Regions from separate parts of the Homo sapiens genome. Here region 2 is linked to region 1. Evidence: chromatin contacts called from ENCODE Hi-C or POLR2A ChIA-PET data. All regions are on one chromosome and are shown on one strand. Each heading gives the region's core, a stretch centred on a gene start or an enhancer-like site at or near the end of the contact. The rest is flanking DNA. Distances are from core to core; before and after follow the strand shown.

The links. Hi-C counts contacts between places; a loop is a spot of excess contacts on that map. ChIA-PET counts read pairs that join two places held with the same protein, here RNA polymerase II (POLR2A). Pooled maps may share reads with other maps.
Region 2: a pooled map shows a loop between it and region 1 (4-fold over the local background). The contact joins two enhancer-like sites. A Hi-C loop is called at or near these places in 3 of 50 pooled maps. POLR2A ChIA-PET finds 5 or more read pairs at or near these places in 3 of 52 experiments (GM10248, K562 and T-cell).

Annotation. Positions count from the first base shown.
Region 1 is chr20:4,895,941-4,901,302 of GRCh38, reverse strand. SLC23A2 (solute carrier family 23 member 2) reads left to right here. Exons shown (of 17, transcript NM_005116.6): 6 at 1,591-1,748. Among named protein-coding and RNA genes, the nearest start is that of RASSF2, 75 kb to the right of the region's middle. RefSeq lists an enhancer at 4,013-4,534. Within about 2 kb of position 2,887, at least 5 of the 41 ENCODE cell types and tissues checked have a DNase peak (open chromatin) inside an H3K27ac peak, as active enhancers do.
Region 2 is chr20:5,097,748-5,103,109 of GRCh38, reverse strand. It overlaps TMEM230 (transmembrane protein 230), which reads left to right. Exons shown (of 4, transcript NM_001009925.2): 4 at 2,179-3,260. The coding sequence ends at 2,319. It also overlaps the pseudogene RNA5SP474. Among named protein-coding and RNA genes, the nearest start is that of TMEM230, 13 kb to the left of the region's middle. Within about 2 kb of position 2,194, at least 2 of the 41 ENCODE cell types and tissues checked have a DNase peak (open chromatin) inside an H3K27ac peak, as active enhancers do.

The DNA.
Region 1 (5,362 bases), core at 1,638-4,137:
GGTGGGGCTGCCAACAGCTGGGTACTTTGGTTGAGTTTCCAGTTGCCCCGCCCTTCCCTCACCCCGTTTCAGGTATCACAGCCCATGGTAACCCCGACTGGCAGGTGTCTGTTGAGTAGGGGAGGAGTCAGAGCAAAAGGAGCTGAGTGGCCTCGGCAACTAGTCTACCTTGGGCTGAGCATTCTGAACCAGATTCAGGAAGGACACTTTTTGGAATGTTTATCTTATAAATGTTCCCAGCAGTCTTCCCTGGTCAGATAGGAGTGGGAAACCCTGCCTGCATCATGCCCTTCCTGACGATTCAGAGTACATAAAGTTGTGAGCAGCCCTGAGACATCCTGAACAGGAGTATTTCACCCCAGGAAACTCCTTTACAGTCGGGCTTCATGGGCTGCATGTGGCATGTTTGGCTAACGTGGGCAGGAATGGGAAGCTGCTGGAAGAAAAGTAGGAAGTTTGCAGAACAGAAATAAGAACTGGTCAACAGGGGAAGGGAGGGAAGTGAGTCGTGAGTGCTGGGACTATCCTACCAGGGCTACAGGTGTGGCGGGGGGTTGGGGGGACTCCCAAAGGAAAGTGGGATGGGGTTCTTTCTGGAAGATTCCCATGGCTACTGTACGCCCTTAACCCTGCCCTGACTGGAACAGACGAATTCTTTGTTTTCGAAAACAATGCCAGCTCACAGAAAAAGACAGAAAACACTCCATGCGTATGTAACTTATGAAGCTTATGTAACTTTAATCCCCAGACATGAAAGAACTTTTTTAAAGAAATAGACTAATTAACCTAGAAATGTAGATGCAAAATTCTGTATAAAATATTAGCAAATCAAATCCCAGAAGAAAAATACAGTATGACTAACTAGGGTTTGTTTCAAGCATGCAAGAATAGTTCAGCACATCACAATTCATGATAACAGATTAGAGGAGAAAGGCCTTATGGTTTTAGCAATTTATGCCAGAAAAGCATTTTGGGGAAGAAACCCAAATATTTCTAATAAGAATTACATAAGTAAAATATCACCAGTGCTGATATTGACTGTTTCCTTTGTGAGGCATGGATTCATCCAAGTAATAAGTAATAATGACAGTGAATAGTAAGACAATAAAATGTAATGAAAAGGAGAAATGCAGCTGGGCGTGGTGGCTCACGCCTGTAATCCCAGCACTTTGGAGAGGGAGAGGCAGGCGGATCGCTTGAGCCCAGGTGTTTGACACCAGCTTTGCCAACACGGTGAAAACCCATCGCTACAAAAAATACAAAAATAAGCTGGGCGTGGTGGTGCGCCCCTGTAATCCCAGCTATTTGGGAGGTTGAAGCAGGAGAATTGCTTGAGCCTGGGAGGTGGAGGTCACAGTGAGCCAAGATCGCACCATTGCACTCCGTCGAGGGCAATGGGAGTGAAACTGTCTTAACAACAAAGGAGAAATACTGAAAAAGAAGGAAAAAAGTATGGCTTGGTCGAAAAACCAAGGAGATTCTTTATGTGGGCTATTTTTTAACGACAATAAGAGAGAAGAATTAGGATGAAATCAAGAATAAATGAGGAAGGGTTTACTGTTTCTCCTCTGACCCTTTTCCTGCCCACAGCACTACCTGACATGCTTCAGCGGCACGATCGCAGTGCCCTTCCTGTTGGCCGATGCCATGTGTGTGGGGTACGACCAGTGGGCCACCAGCCAGCTCATTGGGACCATTTTCTTCTGTGTGGGAATCACTACTTTGCTACAGACAACGTTTGGATGCAGGTGAGATTGGGGTACTAATGGGGGATGCCAAAGCCCCCAGAAGGCATTGAGCGCAGAAGGCATTGAGCTGCGCCGTTTGCCTAGGGCTGTTGGCAAGGACAGAATGGAGGCACGGGAATGTCCTAGTGGCCGTTGGTCCCCACCCCTCAGTGTTCCTCCCAGTCATTTCCTCTCTTGGTGAATGGCACCACCGCCACCTTCCCCTACCCAGTTGTCCAAGCTGGAAACTCAGCCTCACTCTCCTTCCCCTGCCCCCTTGGCAAGTCATGCTCGCTCCCCAGCACCCCTCTGTGCCCCTATTCCTTACGTTCAGACCAGAGTGTCCCACCAGGCTCCCCGTTGGCTTCCCTGCCTCCAGGGCACTGCTCTTGGACTCACTTTGTGCCCCACACCCAGTGCCATCTTTCTACTTCCACACCCTCCTCAGGGTGAGCCACACTGCAGCTCTCCTCCCTTTTTACACACCAGGCTGCACCCAGCATTTAGGCTTGCCCTTGCTCTCTGCCCCACTTCCATCTCCAGCCATGCCTCTGAGCCCTGTCTCCTGCCTTCCCTGGCCTCACTCCCAAGGGCCCGCTGTCTACCTTCTTGTGTGTCTTCCCTCAACCCGCCTGGCACACAACAGCTCATCCTCCAGGCCCAGCTTGTCCTGCCCTCCCGACTCTGTGGAGCCCTTCATTGTTCTCTGAATTCCCACCTTGTTTTCATCCTTCCAGTGTGGCCTTTATTCCAGTTTGTCCTTTTTGTTTCTATGTCTTTTTCCCACGGTGCTTCCTCCTTGATGCCAGGGCTTTGGCTTGTTCACTTCTGCATTTCCAGCCACCAGCTTAAATGGACGTGGAGCTGGCACAGGAAGGAAGAGAAACATCCTTATCTACCTTCCTACCTCCTCCTGCAAGCTTGTCTTTTCCTCTCCTTTCCTGCTCCTCTCCCCTCTTCGCAGTGCAGCCTCTTGCTTTACCCCAGGGCACTGCTCAGGAAGTGGAGCCTGCTCTGGCAGGACTGTCCTAAGTTCACGGCCAGCTGTCTCTTGCTCTGTCAGAGACAGGCTGAGTAAGGCCTGGCCCTCCCTGCGGTGGGAGGTGGGTGTGAGCTGAAGTCAGGGACTGCATTCTGATGAGTCAGAATCCTTCGGGACCTCAGGGTTGCCCTAACGCGGCACGGGGATAGGGGAGCCTTGGAGGGCGGTGAGCCATGTGCAGGTGTTCTGGTTGCCAGGATAGGCCACACCCTGGGAGGGTAGGCTGCAGGTCTGCTGATGGAAAGAAGCTATGTGGACTAAAGGCTTTGGGGCTGGCAAGCTCTGATGGTTCCCAGATCCCAGCCCTTGCTAGTCTGCCCACAACCACCAAGCTGGGCTGAAGGGAGGAGGGTCTCCTCAAACCCCCCAGGGGGCAGGGCAGGGATATCACTGACCGACTAGGGGAAGGAGATGTGGTCTGGGCCTTCCAAGAAGGGCTCAACCTGACTAGCACCCTCTTTCATTCTTTGGGTACAGTGTTCAGGGCTCTGTGCTTCAAGTCCAGAGTGCACGGCAGAGCTTTTTTTGGCTCACTCAGGATCCTTACCTTGCCCATGGAGCACTGGTTCTCTGGGGAGATGTTCTTTTTCTAAACCGCTGACTTATCCGTGGATTTGTAGGCATAATCCCTCTGTGAATTTGGTCAGTGTCTCTAGCTGAGCATTATTGGTTGACCTGAATAGGGGATGAAAGCTGTGTTTATTGCAGTGAAGTGTGTACCGTGTGCAGCTCTGCCCCAGCTCATGCCAAGGAGGCCAGGCCTGGCCAGCAGCTGAGCCTGATGGGCAAAGTTGCTAATGGGACACAGAAGGGAGGGCCTGGGGGAACTTGGGGTAAATACTTTTGGTCACAGAGGGCATCATCTTGCCCACTGTTGGGGCACAAGACCTAAACAGAACTACCTGGGTCAGCGTGGTTCACCTCCCTGCTGGCCTGGGAAGCAGTTTGAGCGGAGTAAGAACAGGAGAGGGATTTGACACCCTACTGGGATGGCTCAGGGACCCAAAATGCAGAGCTGTGGCCTGGAGGAGGGTGCGTGTCTGTGCGCCCCATGCCCACAAGGCTGGGTGAAAGCAGCCTTTCTTGCTGTGTTTGTGAGGAGTCAGAGTGAGTCCCCCATGACCTTTGGCTGTGCAAGGAATGGCAGCCCCACCCCTGCTTCCATCCTCCCCACAGTGTGGCCATTTGCTTAGTCATAAATCAGGTGGTGCTGACTCTAATCACGTCAGCAACTGTGTGCTGCTGGGCAGGTGCAGGTGTGCTGGGGACTTTGGTGGGGTGTTGGGCTTGTGATAGGGGTTTTCTATGGTTGTCGGGGTGTGGGTGGTGCCCGTTCTCTTAACCTGGGCAAAGAGAAAGAGTACTGGCTCAGCCCTGCAGATATTCAGTGACTGGTCTATGTGGCAGGTGCGGGGCCTGGCCATTGTGGGGCGCAATGGTGACATCGAAGCACATGGCTTGCAGCACGAAGGGCAGCGCCATCAGGGAGACACAGTGCATCCTCCAGGGGACTTGGTGGGAGCCCTGGAGGAGGTGGTGTTTGAGACAGGCCCTGCAGGCTCCAAGGGCTCTGCCCAGGAGGGCTGAGGGAGCAGCTTCCATCCCAGCAGGGGCAGGAGCAAAGGCAGGAAGTCACAGCCTGGCATGATCCCCCTGCCCAGGCACACAGAGGCCAGAGCTTGGGACTTATCAACAGGCACAGGGAGCATTCAATGGCTTTGTTAGCAGGGGACTCGCCCCCGGGGCTGTGCCTTGAAGGACGTTACTTGGTTACTTAGTATAGGGGGTGAGGACCATCCCAGGGGATCAGTGACATCCATGAGAAAGGTGATGGGGGCCTAGGCAAGCCTCAGGGGTGTGGGATAGGAAGGTGACTGTGCTAGGACTGAACTCATTCCCCAGTCTCACTCTTTCTCGTCCTGGGGGTCCCTTCCTGCTTTGAATCCTTAGCTGGAAAGAGAAGCAGCACGGAATGGAATGTGCTTCATGTGTCCTGATTAAAGAATCTTTCCAGTGGAGCGGCTTAGAGAGAGCCTTTGGGATGGGGGAGGGGAGCGCCCCTGCCAGCACCTTGTGGGCAGTCTGGGCCTCCCAGGCTGAGGGGGGCTTTTGCTGTGAATCTGAGCCTGCAGTGCTGTGTGTTGCCTGCACCCCTTGCTTCCTCTCCGACCAGCAGGTGGGCAGTGAGCTGGGGCTCCGGTGGGGGCTCCTGCTCCGCACGGCCTCAGACCCTGTCTGCAGACCTTCTTCCGTGTGGGTCCTTAGCACACTTGGGGGCCTGCTGTGCAGGGGGCTGCGTGTCTGAGGCAGCGAAGGGGCACTGAGGCAACGAGAGAGGCCGCTGGTTCCCCCCTTGACTGGCCAGTCACCGTGGGGGGCACGTTTGCTGCACCCCATGTTCGTGTGTCTCCTCTTCTCTCATCCCCCCCACGTCTCTCCACCCTCCATCCCTTCCTGTTGGGATGCAGACTCCTCCACCCTTCCTGTTCCCATCTTTGCGCTAGGCCAGACGAGGCCAGGCTACCTTGTCAGCCGCACCACCTCTCACAGCCTTGCCTCAGGTTTCCTGTGGGGTTAGTGAGGGAAGAGCAGA
Region 2 (5,362 bases), core at 945-3,444, 200 kb before region 1:
TTACAGGCGTGAGCCACCACACCCGGTGGATGTAGAATTTTATCAAATGCTTTTCTAGCATCGATTGAAATAATCATATGGTTTTTGTCCTTCATTCTGCTGATACGATTTTATCACATTGATTGGTTTGTATAAGTTGAACCATCCTTGCCTCTCTGGGATAAATCCCACTTGGTCCTGATGAATGATCTTTTTAATGTATTGTTGAATTCAGTTTGCTAGTATTATCCTCCTTATTGAGGATTTTTGCATCAATGTTCATCAGGGATATTGGCCTATTTTTGTTTTTTCGATGTGTCTTTGCCTAGTTTTGGTATCAGGGTAAAACTGGCCTAGTAGAATCAGTTTGGAAGTATTCTCTCCATGTCTGTTCAGAATAGTTTCAGTAGGATTAGTATTCTTTTTTTTTTTTTTTTTTTTTGAGACAGGGTCTCATCTGTCATGCAGGTGTAGTGCAGTGGTGCGATCTCAGCTCACTGCAACCTTTGCCTCCCCGGCTTATGTGATCCTGCCACCTCAGCCTCACTAGCAACTGGGACCACAGGCATATACCACCATGCCCATCTAATTTTTGTATTTTTTGTCAAGACAGGATTTTACCATGTTGACCAGGCTGGTCTTGAAATCCTGAGCTCAAGCGATCTGCCTGCCTTGGCCTCCCAAAGTGCTGGGATTACAGGAGTGAACCACCATGCCCAGCCAAGTATTAATTCTTTAACTGGTATAATTCAGCAGCGAAACCATCTAGTCCCAGGCTTCTCTCTGCTAAGAGACTTTTTATTATGGCCTTAATCTCATTACTCTTTGTCTATTCAGGTTTTAGATTTTTTTCATTGTTCAATCTTTGTTTTTATATTCATGTCTGGTACAGCAGATTCCAGCAGAAAAACCAAAAAGATTTTCTTTTACATTTTGTTCTCTGTTGGCAAAACATGTTTTTCTTCCTTTGAGCAACAGTAAACTTCCATAGTTCCTATAGGGGAGGTGGTGGCAGGTAGGCAAACTTGGCCTCTGAGATATTAGACAGTTTGCCCTGTCATAGTTTGGAACAACATGGCTGAGCCTGGCATACAGGAGTCCTGATTGGTAAAGGGCTGTAGCTGGAGCAGCATGCTGTCATTGTAGCTGTGCAGTGCCATGGACATACTGTCAGTATTTGGAGAGAAATAGCAATTCTGTTATATGTGTGGGGTCACTGTGCCTCGTAAGTCAGTTCCTTCTTACAGTAGGTTTGGTTGGAGTTCCTGTTGAGCTTCAATATGAAACCTTAGAAACCTAAAGTAGTTGGTGGTTCTTTCTCATGGGCTGTCCCCACATACACAGTGTCCAAGTTGTCTTGAACCAATTCTGACTATAATTAACACACAACAGGGAACACAGCCAGCCAGGTGCAGTGGCTCAAGCCTATAATTCTAGCATTTTGGGAGGCTGAGGCAGGAGGATTGCTTGAGCCCCAGAGTTCGAGACCAGCCTGGGCAACATAGCGAGACCTCATCTCTACCAAACAAACAAATGTACAAAATGAGCCAGGTATGGTGACTGACACCTGTAACTCCAGCTACTTGGAGGCTGAGGTGGGAGGATCACTTGAGCCTGGGAAGTCGAGGTTGCAGTGAGCTGTAATCACACCACTGTACTCCAGCCCGAGCAACAGAGCAAGACTCTTACCTCAAAAAAAAAGAAAAAAGAGAAAGAAAAGAAAACCTGAAAGGCTGAGAAAAACACAGAGTTTATTGTAGTGGTATCTGTACAATTACAAAAGGTGAAAAACAACCAAAGTGTCCAGCAGCTGTATGTGGGGCAGTTAGGTAAAACTGTAGTATGTCCATTTCGGTGGAATGTTACACATCCTTACAGTTTAAATGTATGAAAAGGTTTTAATAATATTGGCCACAGGACACAGAGTATGGTGTGTTCACAACTAAGAGCTTTAAAAAAAGGAAAAGAAGCCAAAATATCTGGATGAGAATGGGTCATTTTTTTCTTTATAATTGTTAATATTTTGTAGTTTGTCTTCAATTTATAATCAGGAGGAAACCTTTTCCCTTGGTGGTATACAACTCAAAGAAAAAGTACTGAAGAGTATAAAATACTGATCTAAGGATTAGGTCTGTGACGTTTTATTTTAAAATGTGTAACTCTTACGGTACTAATGTGTTTGCCTCCTTCTGCCACCAGGGGGCAGACCGGGCCGTTCCAGTGCTGATCATTGGCATTCTGGTGTTCCTACCCGGATTTTACCACCTGCGCATCGCTTACTATGCATCCAAAGGCTACCGTGGTTACTCCTATGATGACATTCCAGACTTTGATGACTAGCACCCACCCCATAGCTGAGGAGGAGTCACAGTGGAACTGTCCCAGCTTTAAGATATCTAGCAGAAACTATAGCTGAGGACTAAGGAATTCTGCAGCTTGCAGATGTTTAAGAAAATAATGGCCAGATTTTTTGGGTCCTTCCCAAAGATGTTAAGTGAACCTACAGTTAGCTAATTAGGACAAGCTCTATTTTTCATCCCTGGGCCCTGACAAGTTTTTCCACAGGAATATGTATCATGGAAGAATAGAGGTTATTCTGTAATGGAAAAGTGTTGCCTGCCACCACCCTCTGTAGAGCTGAGCATTTCTTTTAAATAGTCTTCATTGCCAATTTGTTCTTGTAGCAAATGGAACAATGTGGTATGGCTAATTTCTTATTATTAAGTAATTTATTTTAAAAATATCTGAGTATATTATCCTGTACACTTATCCCTACCTTCATGTTCCAGTGGAAGACCTTAGTAAAATCAAAGATCAGTGAGTTCATCTGTAATATTTTTTTTACTTGCTTTCTTACTGACAGCAACCAGGAATTTTTTTATCCTGCAGAGCAAGTTTTCAAAATGTAAATACTTCCTCTGTTTAACAGTCCTTGGACCATTCTGATCCAGTTCACCAGTAGGTTGGACAGCATATAATTTGCATCATTTTGTCCCTTGTAAATCAAGATGTTCTGCAGATTATTCCTTTAACGGCCGGACTTTTGGCTGTTTCCTAATGAAACATGTAGTGGTTATTATTTAGAGTTTATAGCCGTATTGCTAGCACCTTGTAGTATGTCATCATTCTGCTCATGATTCCAAGGATCAGCCTGGATGCCTAGAGGACTAGATCACCTTAGTTTGATTCTATTTTTTAGCTTGCAAAAAGTGACTTATATTCCAAAGAAATTAAAATGTTGAAATCCAAATCCTAGAAATAAAATGAGTTAACTTCAAACATTTCAGAAAACATTTTAATGATTTTATGATATCTTTAATCCCAGTACCTAGATCTACCTTAGTTTCTAGGTAGCTGGCATTGTGGGTCACACTCAACTTTCCCTAACTCTGAGGTTATGGACTTGGGCAACTGGAAGCCTGGACATGCCATCAGCTGAGTTGCAAGGCTGTGGGAAGAGCAAGTTTTAGATGTCTACTCAATATCCAAGTGGAGCTGTTGAGGAGGCAGTTGCGATGCATGTGTGTGTCTAGAGTTTAAGAGTGGGTCTTGGATGGAAATAGAAATTTGGGAGTCAGCATTTGGACAGTATCTTAAAAGCTAGAGGGCTGTTTGAGATCACCAGTAGAGTGAGTATAGTTGGAGGAAAAAAAAAAAACTCAGGAAGTGAGGGACAAAGAGAGGGTGACCTGAAGCAGCCTCCAAGATTAGGGACTTTTGGTAATGGGAATGTTGACTGGGGAGTCCAGTAATCTAGAGTGCCTGAGCCTTGACAGTGAATATGTGAGGTGATACATAAAGCTTTATCTTGGAGAGTGGTTGCCGAGCAAAGCTCAGATCAGAAGGTTTTGGCCAACCAAATGATTTGGTTTTTTTATTTATTATTGATTGATTGATTTATTTATTTATTTATTTATTTATTTATTTATTTATTTATTTTGAGACAGAGTCTTGCTCTACTGCCCAGGCTGGAGTGCAGTGGCACAGTCATTTCTCACTGCAGCCTTGAATTCCTGGGCTCAAGTGATCTTCCCACCTTTGCCTCCCAAAGTGTTGGGATTATAGGCATGAGCTACTGAGCCTGGCCTATTTGGTCCTTTTTTAAAAAGTTGATGCTGCTGGTCAAAAAAATAAACAGAAGGGTATAAAGTGAAAAGTAAACATTTGGGCATGGAGTGGAGAGTGTACATTCACTCCAGCTTACCTCTCAAGATTTTCCAAATAAATTTCTTAATATACCCTTCCTGAAATGCTCTAAGCACATAAATATATATCTGGTTTTTAAAACTTGGGCTCCCATTGTATGGTTCTATAATTTCCCCCCCCCAATTCTATTTTGTATATCTTTCCATATCCATGGAGATCAGTCATATTCTTGTTAATGCACATTATAAGTGTAGTTTTTCATACTATGCATTTAGTAGTCATAGGATCAGAGCAGAAATCAACCAACTTCCTACCTGGGGTAGGAATCTCCTCCAGAGTCCCCTGAGGAATGACCTTTGCTGCTCTGTTTGAACATTCACACTTGTAATCTCATTCCAGCTGGCATTGTTACAGAAGTATCATTTATGAAGCCAAAATCAGACTCCCTGCAACTTCTGTGTTTTGACCATAGTTGTATTATTTGGTGTTTTATAGAAAAGACCTAAACCTCTACGGCCATACTACCCTGAATGCTCCCGACCTCATCTGATCTTGGAAGCTAATCCGGGTCAGGCCTGGTTAGTACTCGGACGGGAGAAAAGATCTAAACCTCCATAATAATGTTGAACATTTCTTGACCCCTTTGCCAGATATTCTGCCAAATACTTTCATTACATATCTCATTTTAATCCTTAGAAAAATCCTGAGTTAGCCGGGCACAGTGGCTCATGCCTGTAATCCCCGCACTTTGGGAGCCCGAGGCGGGCGGATCACCTGAGTTTGGGAGTTTGACCGTCCTGACCAACATGGAGAAACCCCATCTCTACTAAAAATACAAAATTAGTTGGGCGTGGTGACACATGCCTGTAATCCCAGCTACTTGGGAGGCTAAGGCAGGAGAATTGCTTGAACCCGGCAGGCTAAGGTTGCGGTGAGCCAAGATCGCACCACTGCACTCCAGCCTGGGCAACAAAGCCAGACTCCGTCTCAAAAAAAAAAAAAAAAAAAAAAAAAATCCTGAGTTAGATAAGATTCTTAGGTAGGAAGTAGGTGAGATATTTGGGATTAAAGCCTGGGCCTGGTACGGTGGCTCACGCCTGTAATCCCAGCACTTGGGAGGCCGAGGTGGGTGGATCACTTGAGGTCAGGAGTTCAAGATCAGCCTGGCCTAAAAATACAAAAATTAGCTGGGTGTGGTGGCGGGCACCTATATCCCAGCTACTCAGGAGGCTGAGGC